3 separate regions of the Homo sapiens genome follow, and regions 1 and 2 are each linked to region 3. The links are chromatin contacts, found by Hi-C or POLR2A ChIA-PET in ENCODE. All regions are on one chromosome and are shown on one strand. The core of a region is the stretch at or near the end of the contact, and the rest is flanking DNA. Distances in the headings are between cores, read along the strand shown. Region 1 holds the start of VSIG10 (V-set and immunoglobulin domain containing 10). Region 2 holds the start of PEBP1 (phosphatidylethanolamine binding protein 1). Region 3 overlaps WSB2 (WD repeat and SOCS box containing 2).

Region 1 (2,897 bases), core at 205-2,704, 69 kb after region 3:
AATCTAGAGATGTTATTGTTTTTAAATGGTTGGTTAAAAAAAAAAAAGCAAAATAAAATTGTATGAGCCTAATAATTAGGAACTCTTGGCACTTGCTGCTAAGAAGCTCCAGCATACTTTACAACCCATCTCCAGAAACGTGCAAGAGGAGACCCGTTGGGTGGAGCAGACCCGGGAACACAAAAAGTAGCGCTCTGCCTGCATCCTGGCAAACTTCACCACCTCCTGGCTCCATCTCCTCTCCCTGCACCCCAGCCTCCTCCCAGCTTGTCACACTCCCAGCACACAGTAGGCATGCACAGTAGGCATGCTGGTGAATTAAATTCAAATATATATAAATAGTTCAATCTTTTTACATTCTACATATTTTTGTAAGCACCCCTCCAATTCTTTTTTCGTAGCAAAGCAGACCATAGATGAAGCATTTCAGACCTTTTGTCAATCATGTCAAGTGTGAGGGGAAGTCTTTTGTAAGTCAGCCAAGTATTTCAAAATAAAAAGCTTTTCCAAAAGTAAAGGCGGAAGACCCCGCTTTGAAGGCGCTGGTCGGCACAGGAAGACTTGCAAAGGTGTGTAGGGAAGTCCACCGGTTACAGGTGTAAGGCGAGTTCAACCTTGGGCAGAGGGAGGAGAAAAATAAAGTGGGAGTCTCGAGTTTGAGCACCAGCGTATCAGTTACTACTAAAACCAGAACGCGAATTTACATCCGACGCTTAAAAAAAAAAATCACTTTCCCGGCACACGTGCCTCTTTACTTTGCCCCCGCACGTCGGCTCGGCTCGGCTCCTCTGCAGCCTCACCGGCTGCCCACCCCAGGAGGCTGGGGGTATCTCGCCCCGCACCGGGCGCCCGGGAAAACTCCTTCCTGCAAAGACGGCCGAGCTGCGAGCAGGAAACCAAGACCCTCCTGGGGCAGCTTCTAGGCTGGGGCCACCACGGATCCGGGCGGAGTCGGAGGGAATTGGGTCTCTCGCTGTCCCCTCCCCACCGCTGACTGGGAAAACTCAACTTTTCCCTCCAGATCGCGGCCCCTTACCTACGGCGACCCAGCCGGCCAGGAGCGCCCCGAGGCAGACGAGGACGCGGGGCTCGGGCGCACTGCCGCCTGCGGCCATCTCGCCCCAGATCCCGGCTCAGGAAACGCAGGCTCGGGCTGGGCTGGACGTGTGTGCCCCAGGGCCCCGGGGCCCGGGGTACCGAGGGCTCCTCCCAGGTCCTCGGAACGGCAGAGTGGCCCCACTTCCTCGGCCCCCAGGAAGGATGCTTGGCTGAGCCGAGTGTCCAGGGCCGGCAGCGGAGCTCGGCTGCAGGCTCGGGTCCCCGCTCCCGAGCGCCCTGGCCGGGGAGGGAGGGCGCACCCCGCCCCCTGCGCCCGCCAGCCTACTCCTGCCGGCGGAAAACAACAGGAGCGGGATCCCTCCCGCCTCCCAGCCAGGCGGGAGCCCAACTTCCTCTACCTTGGCCCGGGAGGAGGGCTTTCTGCCGAGGGCGCGCCGAGCCGGGTCCCGCCGGGCCAGGGGCGGGGCGCGGAGGCTGGGCCCTCCCCAGTCCACTCCGCCCGGGACAGCAGTACCGAGTCGCGGGGACAGCGGGCGGGACGGAGCCCTGCAGCTGCCGCAGGACGCAACCCCCGCCGCTGCCCCGGGCTGCAGAACCCGGAGGAAGCGGTTGCCAAGCTGCAGAACGCAGGACCCCCCTGGCAGTCCCCGCTGAGCGTCTCGAGGGATTCCGGTCTGTGTCCCTGGGCGCAGGGCGGGCGCCAAGGCCGCCATCGCTTCCTTTCCTTACCCTCTGCAAAAGGGAGCCAGAGAAAGATGATCCCCTGACTTTCAGCCAAAGCAGCCACGAGACTCCGGTTCTCCAGTGAACTGGCTGGGACCACACAGTGACAGCGAGAGCCAAGGAGTCCCCAGGACGTGTTTCTCAAGAGTTTTGTTTTTGCTTTTCCCCTTTTAGTTCTCCCACCCCTTACCCAGTCAGATTCCCAGGCTAAGCTCCTCTCTTCCCTGCCATGCCCTCATCCCATTCTGTCCTGGGGAAAATGCGGCTTTGATATCCTCAGGAAGAGCCATCCATAAAACAGCCCTAGGAGAAACTTCCTGTTTCAAATAATAATAATATGGCAGGGCGTGGTGGCTCACACCTGTAATCCCAGCACTTTGGGAGGCCGAGGTGGGCGGATCACAAGGTCAGGAGTTCGAGACCAGCCTGACCAACATGGTGAAACCCTGTCTCTACTAAAAATACAACAATTAGCCGGGCATGATGGCGGGCGCCTGTAATCCCAGCTACTGGGTAGGCTGAGGCAGGAGAATCGCTTGAACCCAGCAGGCGGAGGTTGCAGTGAGCCGATATCACGCCATTGCACTCCAGCCTGGGCGACTGAGCGAGACTCCATCTCAAAATAAATATTAACGTTAAAAAAAAATCATTAGTTCTGTTGTTCAACGGTCCCCTTATTGAAATGCTTCTTCCATGAGGAAATCCTCTTGAAACCACTTTAAAAAAAAAATGTTTCTCCTGGTGAACTGAGCAATGAAGCTGAACAGTTCTGCCTTTTTTACTTTTCTGTTTTTTATTTTTTTGAGACAGGGTGTCACTCCAGTTGCCCAGGCTAGAGTGCAGTAGCACAATCATACCTCGCTGCAGCCTCAAACTACCAGGCTCAAGTGATCCTCCCACCTCAGCCTCCCGAGTAGCTGGGACTACAGGTGTGCAGCACCACGCCCAGCTAATTTTTGTAATTTTAGTAAAGACAGCGTTTCTCCATGTTACCCAGGCTGGTCTCGAACTCCTGACCTCAAGTGATCCACCCGCCTTGGCCTGCCAAAGTGTTGGGATTACAGGTGCGAGCCACCGCGCTCAGCCCTTTTTTATTCTTTGCTCAAATATTTTTA
Region 2 (3,020 bases), core at 458-2,957, 100 kb after region 3:
GAATTATCAATGTCAAGAGTCAAAACAGATAAGAACTGTTAAATAGTGCTTATTGGCTGGGCGCGGTGGCTTATTGCCTGTAATCCCAGCAGTTTGGGAGGCTGAGGCAGGCGAATCATGAGGTCAGGAGTTCGAGACCAGCCTGGCCAACATGGTGAAACTCTGTCTCTACTAAAAATACAAAAATTAGCTGGGCGCGGTGCCGCCTGCCTGTAATCCCAGCTACTCGGGAGGCTGAGACAGGAGAATTGCTTGAACCCGGGAGGCAGAGGTTGCAGTGAGCTGAGATCACGCCACTGCACTCCAGCCTGGGCGACAGAGCAAGACTCCGTCTCAAAAAAAAAAAAAAAAAATAGTGCTTATCATATTCAGCAAAAAGCAAGCAGCTTGTGGTCACAGTAAGAGCAGTTTTGGTATGAATAAATATGGTTTAAAATTGTTTTTCAAAAAACAAACATAAAAAACCAAAACCCAAACATTTCTCAGGAATTTTGTGAGGACGAATTTTGTGTGTGGAGAAAACGGACAAATACATTTCCCCATATATTTAAATGCTCAAAAGTTCACTCAGGTGCTCTCACCAGGCAATTACTATGACAAGTGATCACGTGCGAAAATACAGAGAATCTGGCTCGTTTTAAAGTGCAGGAGAAAAGCAAGGCCTTACTGTTTCTGAATTTGCTGTGTGTGTGTGTGTGTGTGTGTGTGTGTGTGTGTGTGTGTATGAGAAGATGGGATCTGGCTCTGAAGCGCAGACAGGAGTGCAGTGGCAAGATCGTAGCTCACCGCGGCCTCAAACTCCTAGATTCAAGAAGTGATCGGCCGGGCGTGGTGGTTCACGCCTGTAATCCCAGCACTTTGAGAGGCCGAGGTCAGGAGATCAAGATCATCGTGGCTAACACGGTGAAATCCCGTCTCTACTAAAAATACAAAAAATTAGCCGGGCGTGGTGGCGGGCGCCTGTAGTCACAGCTACTCGGGAGGCTGAAGCAGGAGAATGGCGTGAACCCGGGAGGCGCAGCTTGCAGTGAGCCGAGATCACGCCACTGCACTCCAGCCTGGTCAACACAGAGAGACTCCGTCTCAAAAAAAAAAAAAAAAAAAAGTGATCCTCCCGCCCCAGCCTCCGGAGTAGCTAGGACTACAAGCATGCACCACTGTGTCTGGCTTTTTTCTTTTTTTCTTTTTTTTTAAGTTTTCTGTAAAGACGGGGTCTTGCTACCTTGTCCAGGATGGTCTCAAACTCCTGGGCTCAAGCGATCTTCCTGCTTTGGCCTCCCAAAGTGCTGGGAATACAGGCATGAGCCACCGCGACAGGCCATGTTGCTGAATTTGGAAAGTGGAGCAAAGAATCATGCAAAAAATTAAGAAAACCAAAACGCAACCAAGGCGAATTCAATTGCATTTTTTTTTCCCAGCGACACTTTCTGAGACACGAACCTCTCTCTTCGGCGAACCTATTCCAGGGCGCCCTTCATTTTCATTTCTTGAAACAACAGCCTTGCAGGCCGAGCCGCTGTTCCCGAGAACTCGGCAGCCACAGGGAGCAGGTTGCATGGACCCAGGAGCGCGAGAGGCCCTGCTCTGCCAGCTTCGGCCAATCAGAGGCCAGGGAGCGGTGGGCGTGACGTGGGGCGGTGCGCGGGGCTGGGCGGCGGCTGAGGCGCGTGCTCTCGCGTGGTCGCTGGGTCTGCGTCTTCCCGAGCCAGTGTGCTGAGCTCTCCGCGTCGCCTCTGTCGCCCGCGCCTGGCCTACCGCGGCACTCCCGGCTGCACGCTCTGCTTGGCCTCGCCATGCCGGTGGACCTCAGCAAGTGGTCCGGGCCCTTGAGCCTGCAAGAAGTGGACGAGCAGCCGCAGCACCCGCTGCATGTCACCTACGCCGGGGCGGCGGTGGACGAGCTGGGCAAAGTGCTGACGCCCACCCAGGTACACCGGGCGGCGGGCGTGCAGCGAGCGGCACGGCGCGGAGGCCTGTGCCGGCCTCCTGGGTGGGACCCAGCGGAGACAGGGCCAGGGGCGGTGGGGAGGTTCAGCCTGCGTGTGTCGAGGCCCCCCCAGGCCAGAGGTCCCGGGGTCCATGTCCCATGCCTGGGGGCCACCCCGAGCACCGGGAACCCGGCCTGTGGCGTGGCCAGGCAGGTTCGGCCTGCGGCAGAAATTCATTCACTTTTCCCGGGCTTCAGACCCAAGAGGGACCTAGGTTCGGAAACAGGCCGGATCCCCCTCTCCCCCCACAGGCCAGGGCGCTGGAGAGGGACGTCGCCGGGACAGAGTAGGCTGTGGCTGCCCGGACGCCCCCAGAGCTTCCCCTAGGGCCTCAGCATTTTAGGCCTGGTTTTGGAGGGCTGAAGCCTCACCCGAGAGCCTGTGACGCATTATGTAACTGGCGATGAGCGCGCCGGCCGATTTCTCCTTTGTTAAATGGGTCGAGAGCGTCCAGCCGGTACGCTGGAGGGCAACGGTTTAGTTTTGGTCTTTGACCTCCCACGCCCACGGCTGGGGCTGCCGAAAGTGAAGAAACTAGATTTGCAGACGCCACTGCTAGTTGGTTATGAAGCTCCGGGCAACAGCGTAAAATAAACTGCCCCGACCTTACATTGTTTTGGATGTTCACAGAATTTAATTTTTTTGGATGTTTAAATATGTAGTGCCCATCTAACACAGCCTCCCTTTTCCTGCTCCCTGCCCGCCTCTCATCACCTTGGCTTTCTCCTTTTCTTTGCACTTTGAAACGTACAGTTAATGCAGATTTCACTTCAGCAGGCTCCAGGTAACCTCCTGATCACCAAATCCAGAAACGCTGTGATTCCGGACAGACAATGTAAGGGTGTCGTTGAGAGGGGACTCAGTGCCAGGGTTGGAATCCCAGCCTTATCTGTTTCTCTTAATAGTGTGCTGGGATACTAGCCCCATGGTGTTGTTGGGACTGAAATAATATACAGCCTGGGCAACATAGCAAGACCCCAACTCTACAAAAAAAAATTGGCCAGGTGTGATGGTGTGAGCATGTAGTTCCCA
Region 3 (2,807 bases), core at 105-2,604:
CAGGAAAACTGTCCTGCAGGTCAGAAGGGAGCCCAAGAAGAAAAGCACTTGGCCAACATCGAAGCAACTCTGACCACAGCAGGAGAGAACTTGAACCAATGCTACCACTGCATCAGAAACACAAGGATAGGTACTAGGCAGAAGCCATCGTTCCCAGCGGAGGGAGTGTGAGCTGCTCTGCCACTAGAGAGGCTCTGGAGGCCTACTTAGTTGCATAATCAAAACAACATCAGTAACTGCACTTTGAATCAAAACAAGCAGAAAGAGTTCAACACTTGCTGTTCATAACTGGACTGAAAATTTAACGTAAGGCTCTGTTGCCGTGCAAGTGGAATCTCTTCCTCTAAGACTGACTTTCACATGCCAGGGAGAGAAAGATCCATGACTAGTACACTGGAATCTGGTTTTGCTACATTCTATTCACAATCCCAAAGAAATGCTATTTCAATGCAAGACCAGATGTTTGGCCCATTATTCCAGCAACTCCCTTTGACAGGACGATTTACCCTGCTACAAAGAAGCACAAGATGTGGTGTTGCTTAAAAAGTCCTGTATGTGAGGAACTCTTTCATTTTCTTGGGGATTGGCAGTGCTAGGACTTGGTAAGTTGTTAGGAAACTTCGAAGGGCTTTCCGGCATAAGTGCTTCAGTGAGGACAGGACCCTAGGAGCTGTCCAGAACTGGACGTGGCCATCTCTTGTCCTAAAATGAAACAGAAACCGATGCTAAGACAGAGCTTGGATGTTCATGTTTTCATGAGGATGAATACTCATGTTTCTGTTTTGACTGCAAAGAGCAGGAGACTTCGGAGAGTGAAATGTAACCCTGACTGTGGAAATGGATGTAAAATTGTGGTGCTGAATAATTAAAGCTGCTGATAGGATTAGAAAAACTCAAGACACCTGTGATACCAAAGCGCTCTCTCTGTCTCTCTCTCGGCACAGCCCTTTCTAAATCTGACCACAGTTAGTTCAAAAGTATAAGGGGGAAGAGTGCCACCTACTGAATTATAGATGTTACCTGTAAAGTGGTCTTTTAGCCCTAAATGGTTTCCCATATATTATGCATCATCTCAATTTTATTCTCCCTTGTGAACTTGGCCCATTAGGTGGCATGACTTACAGATCTTTAATTACATTTAGGTTAAATATTCAGAGAAAATGGGACACCGTTATTAGCAAAATCGATCATTTGAGTTTTATATAATCTTGAATTGCCTTAAAGCTTTCCTCATAGGCAAGAAAATTCTAGATGGTTTCTTTCCTTAAAAAGCTCCATGGTATACTCAGCAGAAAGCACCACCCATCTGTTCAGCTAACAAATACATACCCTGTGGCAATGACTCCACCATGTGGAAAAAATGTGCAGCAAAGCCCATTGGTCATAGGAGCAAATGCAATGGGAGTTTTCAGTTCCAGGGCCCAGATCCTGAGGAGTCTGGATGGGGAGAGAGAACATCTGGATATTAGCTGACCCAGGGCCAGACCAAGAGGGCCTTGCTGCCATTACTTGCAAGCACTTGTTCTGAGGCCATGTAAAGAGAGTTCTCTTCGTTACCTGTCATCTGCCACCGTGGCAAGGTACAAGCCTTCTGGAGAGAAGCACACAGATCTCAGTGAGCTAATGTGGACGTCACTGTCATCCATGGCGGGGTCAACCTGGGTGTGGCTGGGAAGGAAAGAAACAGGATGGCAGGCCTGGAGTGATGGCTGCTCTCCACCCTCCATCATCACCCTAGGCAGGAAGCCAAACTGCCCTGGCTACAAAAGGGCTCAAGATGCATTGTGTGCCCCTCGTGGAAAAGCTTGGGATTTGCACACTGGGAAAAAAAAGGGTATCTCAGAAGGCTCCAGGTGTCCTGTGGATGAAGGGTTACTAACACTTCCTTGTGCTAATTTGCTTATGCAAAGTAGGTCAGCCCTCACTTTAATGCCACAGTAGAAACTGCAAGTCTTTTTTAGGCTAAGATACATGATAATTATAGGACTGCCTATTATTTGCTTCATAAAACAACAGACACAAAAGGAAAAAGGAGACCAAGTTTGTGAGAACATGAAACTCATTTTGGAAAGCACAGTTTCGATAAGAGGCTCTTTCTGAACTTGTTACTACAGTTATTAGTAAATGGAAATAAAGAGTCATATTGAGGCTTCATAATGCTGATTCCGAAGAAGTACACACAGCCACCTGAATCAGGAGACTGGAAGACACTCAAAGCTACTTGAGAGGGCTTAATTGACAAGGCATCACTAAGAAGCAATGAACCAGGCCAGGCGCAGTGGCTCATGCCTATAATAGCAGTTTGGGAGACTGAGGCGGTGGATCACCTGAGGTCAGGAGTTTGAGACTAGCCTGGCCAACATGGTGAAACCCCATCTCTAATAAAAATACAAAAATTAGCCAGGCCTGGTGGCGCACGCTTGTAGTCCTAGCTACTCGGGAGGCTCAGGCAGCAGAATCGCTTGAACCCGGGAGGTGGAGGTTGCAGTGATCCAAGATTGCGCCACTGCACTCCAGCCTGGGTGACAGAGCGAGACTCCGTCTCAAAAGAGACCCACTGTGCCTTTTTATCCAGCTTGTCCCCTCCCATGTCCCAGATTCTAAAAGAGACATGTCTAATCCCAGGCAGGTTCCTCATCAGTCCCCCCACAAAAAAGTCATAGCAGGGATTCAGTCCTTACTGGAGTGACCTCAGCCTTTCGCCGGTGTAGGGGTCCCACATAATCACATTGGTATCGTAAGAAGCCGTGACAAGCAGGGCAGAGTCGGGGGAGAAGTCACAAGAGACAACACTGCTTTGATGGCCC

Evidence for each region. Hi-C counts contacts between places; a loop is a spot of excess contacts on that map. ChIA-PET counts read pairs that join two places held with the same protein, here RNA polymerase II (POLR2A). Pooled maps may share reads with other maps.
Region 1: a loop to region 3 is called in a pooled map, with 3 times the contacts of the local background. The contact joins the promoter of VSIG10 here to the enhancer-like site in region 3. A Hi-C loop is called at or near these places in 4 of 50 pooled maps. POLR2A ChIA-PET finds 5 or more read pairs at or near these places in 3 of 52 experiments (HEK293, WTC11 and naive thymus-derived CD4-positive, alpha-beta T cell).
Region 2: a loop to region 3 is called in a pooled map, with 4 times the contacts of the local background. The contact joins the promoter of PEBP1 here to the enhancer-like site in region 3. A Hi-C loop is called at or near these places in 7 of 50 pooled maps. POLR2A ChIA-PET finds 5 or more read pairs at or near these places in 8 of 52 experiments (BJ, GM10248, HEK293 and 5 more).

What each region holds. Positions count from the first base shown.
Region 1 is chr12:118,102,557-118,105,453 of GRCh38, forward strand. It overlaps VSIG10 (V-set and immunoglobulin domain containing 10), which reads right to left and starts at 1,455. Exons shown (of 9, transcript NM_019086.6): 1 at 1,037-1,455. The coding sequence starts at 1,115. It overlaps LOC124903029 (a long non-coding RNA gene), which reads right to left and starts at 1,026. Exons shown (of 2, transcript XR_007063478.1): 1 at 433-1,026. RefSeq lists a silencer at 1,299-1,548.
Region 2 is chr12:118,134,417-118,137,436 of GRCh38, forward strand. It overlaps PEBP1 (phosphatidylethanolamine binding protein 1), which reads left to right and starts at 1,708. Exons shown (of 4, transcript NM_002567.4): 1 at 1,708-1,928. The coding sequence starts at 1,794. LOC101928274 (a long non-coding RNA gene) reads right to left here and starts at 1,576. Exons shown (of 4, transcript XR_945409.4): 1 at 1,441-1,576. RefSeq lists an enhancer at 1,503-2,003 and a silencer at 1,996-2,085.
Region 3 is chr12:118,033,657-118,036,463 of GRCh38, forward strand. WSB2 (WD repeat and SOCS box containing 2) reads right to left here. Exons shown (of 9, transcript NM_018639.5): 6 at 2,682-2,807; 7 at 1,558-1,668; 8 at 1,330-1,437; 9 at 1-702. The coding sequence ends at 540. It also overlaps a transcript of RFC5 not described here. Among named protein-coding and RNA genes, the nearest start is that of RFC5, 18 kb to the left of the region's middle. RefSeq lists enhancers at 1,957-2,016, 2,027-2,076. Within about 2 kb of position 1,355, at least 4 of the 41 ENCODE cell types and tissues checked have a DNase peak (open chromatin) inside an H3K27ac peak, as active enhancers do.